3 separate regions of the Mus musculus genome follow, and regions 2 and 3 are each linked to region 1. Evidence: chromatin loops called from intact Hi-C (ENCODE). Cell type or tissue: gastrocnemius. All regions are shown on one strand.

Evidence for each region. Hi-C counts contacts between places; a loop is a spot of excess contacts. Peaks named below come from ENCODE experiments on the same cell type or tissue, not always from the same donor. Only the 100,000 strongest peaks of a DNase experiment are listed, where the experiment ranks them.
Region 2: it touches region 1 in a loop (3.0-fold over the local background); 6 of 42 quality-filtered maps call a loop at or near these places.
Region 3: a loop joins it to region 1, with 3 times the contacts of the local background. A loop is called at or near these places in 26 of 42 quality-filtered maps.

What each region holds. Positions count from the first base shown.
Region 1 is chr9:68,955,240-68,959,239 of GRCm38, forward strand. All of the region lies in intron 1 of Rora (RAR-related orphan receptor alpha), which reads left to right. Among named protein-coding and RNA genes, the nearest start is that of Gm31262, 130 kb to the left of the region's middle. In gastrocnemius, a CTCF peak has its summit at 1,882 (motif pointing right); DNase peaks (open chromatin) are centred at 1,153 and 1,892; H3K27ac peaks cover 227 bases.
Region 2 is chr9:69,361,918-69,365,917 of GRCm38, forward strand. It overlaps Rora (RAR-related orphan receptor alpha), which reads left to right. Exons shown (of 11, transcript NM_013646.2): 5 at 2,249-2,644. Gm15511 (predicted gene 15511) reads right to left here and starts at 2,330. Exons shown (of 3, transcript NR_136934.1): 1 at 2,079-2,330. In gastrocnemius, no CTCF peak of the experiment used is centred here; DNase peaks (open chromatin) are centred at 1,072 and 2,365; H3K27ac peaks cover 2,175 bases.
Region 3 is chr9:69,294,218-69,298,217 of GRCm38, forward strand. All of the region lies in intron 2 of Rora (RAR-related orphan receptor alpha), which reads left to right. Among named protein-coding and RNA genes, the nearest start is that of Gm46153, 9.4 kb to the right of the region's middle. In gastrocnemius, no CTCF peak of the experiment used is centred here; a DNase peak (open chromatin) is centred at 2,386; H3K27ac peaks cover 2,915 bases.

The DNA.
Region 1 (4,000 bases):
CCTCAGCTGAAGCTAACCCATCTCTTTCACATCCCCTCCCTGCCACCAGGGCATCCGGACAGGACAAGCCTGCACAGCAACATCCTCACCTACCAGGAAAATAAAAATAAATTATAATTAAAAAACAAAAAAAAGATTCTTGATATCACCAGGGCTCCTGCCTTTCAATCTAATAGGAGTGAAAAACCAAATCCCTTACATAATAACTTTTTCTTAAAAGGCCACGGGACTCATGACATCACTGGGTAGTTCTAAGGAAGGGGCCAGGATTCATGGAACTCAGGGTGCTACGTTTCCACATGCAACTCCAGTCATAATTACCATGAAATTATATAAGTGCAGAGTACCCTGCCCTGTGTGTCATGTAAATAAATACGTACCTGCTTTATGATAATGAACTGGAAAGGTGTGGCTCACTAATCAGGAGGCACAGGAAATTTACCAGTGGGCTATCAGACCCACAACTTTCTCTCAGAGCCTCAAAAAGATGGCTGAAGTATCTTTTTGATGGTTTGAATCAGTCAAGGCCTTGGTGAGACACCCTAGACTGGCCTTTTTTACTTCTCTTTCCATCTTTGCTGTTTGAATCTTCAAAGTGTGGTTCTGTTAATTTGGCAATTAATTAAAGCTCCCGAGAATGTAACTGCTCAGGATCCACAGGCAACAAATCCCTAAAACATACTGCTTTGTGTGACTTTGAGAAAATCTTCAGTAGATCTGAGCCTCAGTTTCCTTCTCTGAGAAATGGGAATAATGTCCAGGGCTGATACCAGGGATTGGCAGCATATCCCCCCCCACCCCCCAGAGTCGGTAGGATTAACTGCGGTGACCACAGGGACTCACTCTGTATAAACAGCAACTTTAGCTGTCATCTGCTGTGACTAGGAAATCCTACAACTTCTGTACCAAGAGCTGGGCCTGACTCAGCTGAGTTGAAGCCCTGTCAAACCATAGACACCGTCATGCTTGGTCGCTAGAGAATGATACAAGAAATGCAAGACTGAACTTTTGTCGTCTTCTGAAGAGATTATAGGACTGTTTCCCTCCTGAAATAACTGACGTTTCGGCTGCGTGAGAGGGAGGAATTACACCCAGACACTGACAAGCTGGGAGGGGCTGCTGAACCCTGGCCAGCAACTGGATAATCCGCCAGCCAGGACTCCCTTAACCAAGAAGACTCCCATCATGCAATGCACGTGCCTTTGACTCTGAATCCCAGCTGGCTTCTACTTTCTCTCAGATAGAGTATCTCAGGATACCTCACTCAGGCTAGGTTAGTCTAGGGGGATATGGGGTGGGTGTGGGGCAGCAACTTTCCATCCGTGTTAAGTCAGACTTGGAGGAACTTCTAGGTTGGTTAAACCACTCTCCTTAGAAGCAGAGACTCAGCTAAGCAGAGACTCAGCTCCCTGACGTGCCTGAGACCGCACCTCAACGAATACAAAGCTGCTTCCTGACTGATGACAGATTTATATTCCAAAGTGCCACAAAACTTGTAACCATAGTAACAAACAAAGCTATTACATAAAACAGCTTGCCACGTGAAAGCAATAATTATGTTAAGCAGTTGGGAGGAGGGAGTAGAAGGAGGCCTGATCAATGGGGAAGGCACCAGGAAATTGGACTGAAAAAAAGAAGAAGAAGAAGAAGAAGAAGGAGAAGGAGAAGGAGAAGGAGAAGGAGAAGGAGAAGGAGAAGGAGAAGGAGAAGGAGAAGGAGAAGGAGAAGGAGAAGGAGAAGAAGAAGAAGAAGAAGAAGAAGAAGAAGAAGAAGAAGAAGAAGAAGAAGAAGAAGAAGAAGAAGTTGTTGTTTTCCTAAATGACATGCAACTGGGGGAGGGGACTGGAGCACAAGGACGAGGCCTCATGAAGTTGAGACCAGACCCCACCAGGTGGCAGTGTGCAGAAGTCAAGGTGACAACTCAGGTTTACTAATTCTCGGAGGCTTGGTTTTAAAGCAGGGTGCCTTCTCCTGTTGCCAGTTTGATGGAGGGATTTCCCAATCAACACTAATAATGAGGAACTGGCCCCAGCTTAGATTTTTTTTTTATTAAAGAGGATGCTGGTTGAGAAATCTTCTCTTTGCAATAAGCAGCTCATAGTAAGTGAAGCCTCAGCAGGATGTTATCAGCCCTTGGGCGGAGGAGATAGAGCCTGGCTCACCTGTAATGAAAAGTCTGAGTTTCTGTGCGGTGCTCTCCCTCCAAGCCCTTGCTTCTGATGCTGCACTGCTCTTCCCAATCACCTTGGCTGGTGTTATGAAAGCCAGCCCAGGGTCCCACACTCAGCATCTCTGGTTTAATTGTATGCGGTATATAGAGAAGGCATTATGGGTGTTTAGCATCCTCACAGTCATTTCTAACTGCTAGTGCTTGGTTGACTAGAATGCTGTTTCTTAAGGGAGATCTAATGCAAATTATTACGATGTGGGCATGTCTGCGGGCAAGGTGACTTGAGGACCAGCTTCCACAGCAACTTTGTGTTCTTTATTTTTCCAGCTCAAGAAAAAAAAAAAAAAACCCAAGTAGTATACAAAGTGCCACCCAATGTTTACGGCTATTTTTTTGCAGTGGTGTTGGACTTCAAGGACTTGTCCTTTGCTTCTAGAGAATTGGGAGCCAAGTAGTACATACTCCCTGACCAGCTAGATAGCTTTCGTGGGACCGAAAGGGTTAATACAGTGCAGAGGCATCTAGGAGAATCTGAATATCTGTCTAGATGTTGTGTAATTTCAACCAATCAATCAAAGGACACTTTCAGGAACAGCCTTGGGAAAAAATGTCAACTAAGCAAAAATGCCTGTCCTCCGTTCCTCCTCCTCCTCCTCCTCCCTCTCTGGTCTCCACCCAGTGGATGGAAAAACCTATCTTCCCTCCCTTCTATTTTAGATGTAAATATGTTGGTGAGCAAAATACTGGGTTACTCAGAGCAACAAATAGCCTTTTCAGGGCTAATGCATGGGTATTCTAATAGCCTTCATCTCTGGAGCCCTCAGTACATGGTAGATAATATACCATGAGCTTTAGCTCACTTAATGGTTGCAGTATATTTGAGAGGGAGCCATTATCAGCTCTGTTTGTCAGAAGAAAGAAACTGGGGTTTCATGTGACTTGCTGTCTTGGGCTTGACCCCGGAATTAGTAACTGGCTGAGAAATGTAAGCTTTCCTTGGTATAACCTAGACTCCTATCCTGTTCCCCTGCTTCTTTCATGGCTTCTTAGAGCCAAAGGTCCCCTCCTGTCCCTCATAGGAGCCACCGGCCATGAGAGCCTGTTTATACTTAAATTCAAAGTAATTAAAAGCCTGTGAAGTTTAAAATGTGGTTCGTCAACCACACTAACCTCATTTAAAGTATTCTGTGGACACAGGGACTAGAGACTCCAGTATTGCACTGGTCAGAAAGAGAATTTACATCACCATGGAAAGTTCTATATTAATTTGCTGTCTAAGTCTGATGTGCAGGCCAATAAAGCTAGTGTTTGGAAAGCGGAGGTGGAAGGATTACAAATTTGAGGCTAGCCTTGGCTACCTAGTAAAACCTTGAGAAGTTGTTTCAAAAGAACCAACAGGGAAGGAAAGGGGGAAAGCTGACACGTTTGCCCTGAGTTTGTCTATCCTCTGCCTCGACATGAACACACACATGAACACACACATGAACACACACATGAACACACACATGAACACACACATGAACACACACATGAACACACACGAAACAAAGTGGCACCATGAGACAAAGTGAATTTTAAGAAGAGAGAACAGCCTGGCATGCATGGTGCCTCTAACAATCTGCTCAGAACTCCAGTTGACTCTCATGCTACCTCTGTGACTTGACCCTAGAGGGTAACTGCAGAGCGTTTCAGCGGGTTCTACACTCAAGCAAATATTTGCTCAAATCCCATTCTTTACCCAGGCTGCTGTTAACAAACGTCAACAAGGCTCGGAGGAGGCTTTGTTCTCTCCTTGGCCTTAAACTAGGGCTGCTTTTTCTGGTTTCCTCT
Region 2 (4,000 bases), 410 kb after region 1:
GTCTGGGCAGACGCGCATGCAACATGGGTGCTGCTCCGTCAGGGGAGGCTCTCTCAACCCTTTCCCGGGCCCCTCTGGCAGCTTCCTACAATCCATAGCACTTCCTTTATTCGTGATCTATGGGAATCAGCCAACTAGCCGGTGAGGGTAGACACCGAAGTGTCCTGTACTCAGAATAGCTTCAGGTTGTCAACATTTCAGAAACTACAGGTATGTGTCATCTGAGGGCTTTCATGCAGGAAACCCAAGCCAGGACAAATTGGTACTTGCCTAATGCTGGTAAGTCTACTGGCATTTGGCAGGAAATAGTTCTTACGGTAACTGGGTCAAATGCCTGCCAAAGTCAAATTTTGCACCTTCCAAACGTGTGAAAATAGTGAGTGAGGCTGGGTGATAGGTGTTATTCTTCATTGAGAAGGCATGACAACTAGGGATAGGCCACTTTCCAGTTACAGAGCATCTCAAGATCCCTCCCTGAAGCAGCCACTCTTAAGTGCACGGAATAACACCAGGATTCAAGACAGTCACACGTGGAAACTGGCAGGAAATGCAGTGGGTCCAGCTTAAGGACTTTTCTGAGTATACTGACCGTCCCCAGAGATCTCCTGAGGTGTGGGGTGTCTGTCTGCCCTTCCTACCATCAGCTGTTCTTAGGGCCAACAGAGCCACCCGAGCTCATGTTCACTCGCACTACATGTCTTGAGAGCCTTTTTGCATCTTTTGTCTGCCTTCAGCATCAAACTGACAGGTAGGGTTCCTAGCTGCCTGTTACAAATGCATTTCCTTGGGCTGGTCCTTTTTTCCCCTTGCTCACTGGATATAATCGTCATTTTATTAAGACAAACGTTAAAGTGTAGCTTTAGAGTAGAAGCTTTCCTCATGGGGTTTCTAAAATAGCCTCTGCCCCACCCCAGATTAAGTATCTTCAGGGTGGCTCTTTACACACCTATGTCATAAGATAGCATAAGTTGTTGTGATTTGTTGCCCAACCCTCTCTGAGCTCTGGAAGCCCCAGAATGGCTGAGCTCCTGGCTTGTTCCCTCTGTAGAAAGGGCAGACAGCCTCCCCTGGCAAGACGACTCCACCAGCTGGTCAGTGGAGTGCTCTCGTTCCCAACTGCATTTCCATGTCCCCTGCCTTCTGCCCCTCCGTCACTCTGACAAGGCTGAAGTAAATGAGGTCGTCCCCCCAATCAGGAATCAATTTAACTATAATCAATTAGGAGAACTAAATCCCTCCAGCAAAAAGCGTTGTCTGTAGAGTGCCTAGACAAGAGGGCAGGGGGATGACACCGTCGGTGGGAGGAAACAGGTTTTCTATATCTGGATGAGTGTTTCAGGGAAAAAAAAACACCCGAGACAGTGAGTCAGGAAGCTGTTGCCATGCTTGCCCAGCCAGATCCTGAGAAGTGCCACAGACACAGACCCTCCCCCAGGGGACGTTACAGGCCTTGCCCTCCCATGTTCTCTTTACCTGAGGCTAAATGATTGTAGAGCAAAGTATCACTTTAACGATGGATCCAGCTAAGATGCCCCGGTTTGTGCCTCAGCTACTTGAGAGGCGGCGAGGATGACAGCTTGTACCTGGGACTTCAGGACCAACCTGGGCAATATGGTGAAATGTATTTTCTCCAAAAAGAAAATAAATACAGACAAGGCCACACCTGCCCACAGCTCTCATAGACATACAGTTCTGGGAACTATAGACAGCTTCACGGTGAAGCCCCAGATTCTTATGTATGGGATAGAAAGAATACTTAGTAAAAGATGAAGCTTCCGCCCCAGTATATCCCATGAATCTTTGCATCTCTGCCTGGCGGCTCAAACACTACAAAGTAAGGGGGCGGGTCTGGGCCAGGCCATGTCATATAAAGTGACCAGATTATGACACCACAGAGCTAGGTGCAACGTGCCTGTCATCCTCAGGAGGCTGAGGTAAGGTGGCCACCAGTTCAAGGCCAGTCTGGGCTACTTAGCAAGACTCTGTCTCAAAAAGAAAAATCAAAACATTATATTCTTAATGAGCCTAAGGGCACATGACCAACAAGGGAAGAAGGGTTGCCTGGGCTAGCTTGTCACCTGGGAGGGTGTGTTTGCAAGGGGGTTGGGGGCAGCTTGAGGAAGTTGTTTTTGCCGTGTGGGTGACTTGCTTTTATGCCGACTTGCTCTGAGATGTTCTGGAAACCTGAAAGCTTGAGAGAGGATAACTCTGCCTGGTTCACGGTGTGCGTTGCTTTCTCTCTTCCCAGCTGTCAAGTTTGGTCGGATGTCCAAGAAGCAGAGAGACAGCTTGTACGCCGAGGTGCAGAAGCACCGGATGCAGCAGCAGCAGCGAGACCACCAGCAGCAGCCTGGGGAGGCGGAGCCGCTGACGCCCACCTACAACATCTCAGCCAATGGGCTGACGGAACTGCATGATGACCTCAGCACCTATATGGATGGGCACACCCCCGAGGGCAGCAAGGCCGACTCAGCCGTCAGCAGCTTCTACCTGGACATCCAGCCCTCCCCAGACCAGTCGGGATTGGACATCAATGGGATCAAACCCGAACCCATATGTGACTACACACCAGCATCTGGCTTCTTCCCCTACTGTTCCTTCACCAACGGAGAGACTTCCCCAACCGTGTCCATGGCAGAACTAGGTAAGGCAGTATGCAGTGCTCCTCCTGGTTTGCTCTGGGCATTCCCTGTGAAGTGAAAGGGGTACAAGGGATTGTCTATAATGGGCAGGATTTCCCCTCCACCTTGCCCAAGCTTCAGATGCCAGCCTCCCTGTCTGATTGTTTCTCATGGGTGTCCACTGCAAATGTACTGCTCTGAACCTAGACAGGATGTATGTAAGCAACCACAGTAAGCACGGGAGAAGGCCACTTGAACTGGTTAGTCACTTAGACTCCAGGTATTCCTTTATGCCTAACGTCACACACAGACATGGAGTCCACCAGCCCAATCTAAGCCATAGGCATATATTTATATTTTAAAGTCTTTAACTTGGTTGCTAACATTTTTAAGCTTTTAATTGACACTGAACAGCTGTGTATAAATCATAAGGGACAGTGTGCCTTTTCAGTACATGTAAACATGCTGTAATAATCAGCTAGGGGCATGTCGCATATCTGTCATGTTGAACACTTAAAATTGATTCACAGGGAGCATTCAGAATCCTCCTTTCCAGCATTTTCAAAGGGATGGCCATATTACCATTATCTGAGCCACCCTACCATGGAGCCACACATGACAGTGTTCCTCTTCTGATCCCAACTGTACCACGGACCTGCTGCACATTCTCTCAGTCCTGGTCCTACCCTGATAAACTTGAACATTTATGAGAAAAATCAGCTTATCGGTTCTTTGTGGGGAGTTTGATTTTTTTTTTCATTACATTGGGCCAATATTTGTGAACACCAGTAACCAGCTGGTACCCTTGGGGGATGACACATCTGGCGGGCCCTCAGGTAACCAAGCTTCGCTGCACTGGTGTGAATTGTAAATGCCTGTGGTGACTTAAGTCTGAACTTGCCAGAATGCTTTAAAGATGACCATTGGTGGCAAAACTGGTAAGATTTCATACAGGGCTCGCTTTGCCAAAAGGAAAACAAGAAAAATAGGAAATCAAAACAAAACACCGCAGAGACACAAACAATTCTGTTTTCCTATTGTCAGGGCATAGCTGTTTCTGGGGAGACGATGGCCCAGAAACACTGATGACACAGACAATGGAAATGTTCCCTTCACGTGCGTTATGCTAACACCCTCTCTATATTTAATCAATTTTTTAAATATGGCACTATTATTAGAAAACCTTTGATAAGAGCCTTTACAGTTTTCAAATGATCTGCTATTCCCAGTGATTCTATACATGGGCTTATTAAACTCCTTTGGGATATTTCAATTAGCTGCCGCAGAGACCCGGGGTGGCAGAGACCCAGCGGGTTCTGACTTGAACACAGAAACCCTCAGTACAGCCATAAAGGCTGAGTTCCTTAGACGGCACCTCC
Region 3 (4,000 bases), 340 kb after region 1:
AGAATACTTTGTAATGACGGTGTTTGTGCAGGCCTGGGTGTAGCTTGGTTGATGGAGTGTTAGATTCATATGTTCATTTCTTCTTTCCTTAGCACCAAAAGAAATGTCAAAGATGGATTTTTTTTTTGTTTTCTACATATTTACAATGTTTATTGCAGACCAAGCAAAGCTGCTTGAGTCTGTGTGTTTCACATTTGATCGTTCAAAGCCGTAACCTTTAGACACATTACGCTATCGGCTACACTTACTTTATATTTTTCTGATTTAAAGTAAATTTTTAAACATTCCCCTGTCACATCCAGTATAAACTGATGTTTGATAATGTTTCCAGGTCCTTTGAGGAATGACAGGCAGAACTATGCCCCCATCTAGCCACTCCCCAAGAATCCTTCCCATTTGTTCTGGCCTTTGGACTGGAGGATAGAGAGGTTCAGCGCCTGAGCTCTGTGAAACCATCAGTAGTGTGGGGATGACAGGACAGGACAGGCTTTCCCCATAAGCTGTCAGAGTGCTATGCCTAGAGAAGAGGTCTAAATAAGAGCTCAGATTAGCTGATGAGAAATATGGGGTCGGGGGGAAAGGCACTTGAAATAGATTGTTTCTAGATTTTCTATTTTAAGTGAAACATTAGCCCCTGTCGGGTTTTCAGATAGGATAACTTAACCCTCTGCTCTCATGGCTGTACAACGGAAGGCCAAGTCGACTCCGGGCGGTACTTTTCTTTTCTCGGTTTCTGCTTTTATCTGAGGTTGACTAGACATTTCCCAAGCCAATAGGGGCAGGGTATCAATCTGTGTGCACTTCATGGCTCACGCATATGCCTGTTTGTGGCATCCGATGGGCCCATGCATTTGAGTTGAAGAAGATGAAGCTACACAGCTCTCGTGCCATAGCTAATTTCTTTCGGCAGATACCCCATAGAGCTGGACCAGGCAACTGAGTCCCACCATCTCCCTGTCACCCCACGAAGGAAGCTATAAAAATGCCCTGTACGTAACTTTGCCTCTAGTTAGCGTAAATGATAAGTCTGCCGTTTATATGGGGGGAAAAATAGATTCAATTATGTAATGCTTTGCTGAGCCTAATATCTTTAAATTACTCTTTAATAAAATCAATTTGGTACAAATGGGGTTATTCTTATTTGCTTCTCATAGCTCTTCATGATTTTCATTAAGCCTGCTTGGTATTAAGATCTGGGAGAGAACCAAGCTTGGCTTTCCTAAATAGCATAGAACAGCCTCGTGAAGTGCAGCTGGCCTCTGCACAGAGTCATCATTATCACAGAACTCAGTCAAATACTTGTCTGCCTGTCCCATTTATCTTTAGGCAAAGAAGGAGGTTTACACGTGTGTCTTTTTATTTTAATCCATTCCATGTGGTCGAATGCTGGTCAGCATGGTTGTGTTGCTAGTGAAGGGGCATCAGTGCATAGTGTTGAGAAGCTTGGCGTCTCTCACATCAGCAGAAATAGAAGGTTTCTTGAGGAGTCGCAGGAGCTCACTTCTTGCTGGGTTGGTACTTAACCTCTCCGGGTACCGGATGGAGGTGTGCTGTTCTTTCAGAGGCTCGGGAAGGAATGAAACTTTAAGTCACTCAGATTCTATGTCCCGTCAGCAAGTGGGTGACACGAATGTCCTGTTATGCTTGAAAACCCTCCTGTGATTGGAGAGTTCACTATTTCCAGAGGTAGCTTATTCCATGTTAAATCAGAAAGACCATCCCATATCAAGCAGACATGTCTGCTTAGTTCTCATAAGTTCCCTCTGGTTCTGAGCCCACCTTCCCATGCTGTAGGGGACACATGTGATCCTTCCAACTGAAGACTGCTATTTGAAAAGACACACACACAAACACACACACACACACACACACCTACCCATGAGCTCTGATGTCCCTCTGCCTCCCATCTCACTCAGGTTCACCGTTCAGCCACCTCACAATCTTGGTCAATTTCTTCCTCAAATGAAAAACACACTTCAGTTTGTCTGGAAACATTTGACATTTTGATGCAAAAAGTGAGGTCCAGCTGCCTAATATGATATGGCTGACTTGACTAACAAAACAAAACAAAACAAAACAACTTTGTTTCAAACATATTAAGGTACATAAAGAAGGCTCTATAACTCGACTGGGGATCAATCCTAGTGGTAATCCTTGTAATTTGTGGAAGCGGGGGCTTAAGAGTTTATGGGTACTTTATTTGACTTATGTTGATTATTTAAACTACCCAGGAAAAAAATTAAAGTCACAAAAATAATTATAGGAACATTACAAGCTCTTATAAGTTTTGGGTGTTTTTTTTTGTTTTGTTTTGTTTTGTTTTTTTGTTTTGTTTTTTCACAAAGCAGTATCACATCTGAGATGAGGCTGCCCTCTAGTGGATACTTGCTCATGACAGGCAACAGCCATGCCAGTGCCAATGAAATTCCCATCAGGCTAGTGGAAAAGGTCAAAGGTTGTGAATATTTTCTCGACAGCTGTGGGGCATTCTTCACCAATTTCAAAAGTGTAATTCATTATCTTGTGCAGTTATTAGAAATGACTTATTAGATAACGAATCTCTAATGTTTTCTTGGAAGGAAGGAAAGGTCATTTTAAAGGAACAAGTTCTATTAAAGCTTGTTCGTAGCACCCTGTTGTCTGTACTAAATCTGAGTGGCATTTGGTTCCTGAGCAGCTAAACCTGTATTGAAATCCTTGTTTTGTCTATTCTCCATCCTTGATTTTTTTTTCTTAAAAAAAAAAAAAGCCAGTGAAATCTAACATTTTTCATTTTCAAATCAAGGCGCTCTCCCCCCCCCCCTTCTCACACACACACACACACACACACAGAGGATATAAATAATTATAACCGCTGATAATCTTTTTGGCATCAGAAGAAACTGTTTAGCTCCTTGGTTTTGAAGACTCGGGTGGTTTAATTCACCCAAACTTTCAGGTTGTCTCAAAAATAAAGTATATATGATAGAGGATGATTGAGCTTGAAAGAGTTTACAGGTTAAACGACTGGAAATTGGCTAGGGTGTTGCTCACTTGGTAGAGGGCTTGCCTGACATTTAGAAGGCCCCGTGTTCAAGCTCCAGTCCTGCATAAAGCAGGCATGGTGGTGCACTCCAGTAATCCCAGCGCTCATGAGGTAGGAGCAAACTGAAGGTTATCCTAGGAAAGTTGACACAGACCAGCCTGCAAAACAAAAGACAGGGCTCAAAAGCAGACAGAAAAATGAAAATAACAACACACATAAAAGCTCTCCATGTAGAGTCAGAGAAAAGAACTCATTTGAGTAATAGTTTTAGGCTCTTTAGTGAGCTTTGAATTCGGCTTTGCCTGATGTATCAACCATGAAACAATCTTACCTCTGTGGAGGAGCCAGAGGCATCTAAATCCTGAAAATACTGATTTTCCCACTGAAATGCCTCTTGGGGGGTTGCAGGGGGACACACCACAGAGGTGTAAGAACACGAGGTACAGTGGGCTTTTTCATGGCTTGAACTTTGGGACCCGAGCTGTAATAGCAAAGACAACCAACCAAGATGAAAGATACCGCTGGGATTTTAAAGGAGTATGATTCTGGCCTTGCTGATACTCGAAAGAAGCAACTGAACTTTTCATGAAAACAAGGCAAAAACAACAACAAAAAGGGGTTGGGGGGTGCAGAGAAACTGCTGCTTTGGCCCTTTGATCTTAGAAATAAGGTCGTGGTTAAGAAGTGAGGACTTGTGGTTAGGTTGAGATCAGCTATTGAAGCAAATTGTTTTTTTTTTTTTTTTCCAAAGTGCACCACCCAGAAGTGTGATCCGCATGCTGTTTGTATTTCTTTTCTTTATATATATATTTTTTTTTGTTTTGTTTTGTCACGGATTGTTATCTTCATTTCTCACTTCTGATTTCTACAGAACACAGTGCAAACATAAATATTTCTTTCGGACGATGCTTGAGTGTTTCCTGTATGCTAGACCATTCTGGTGCCACCTATATGCTGTGATAGTCAGATTCAAGC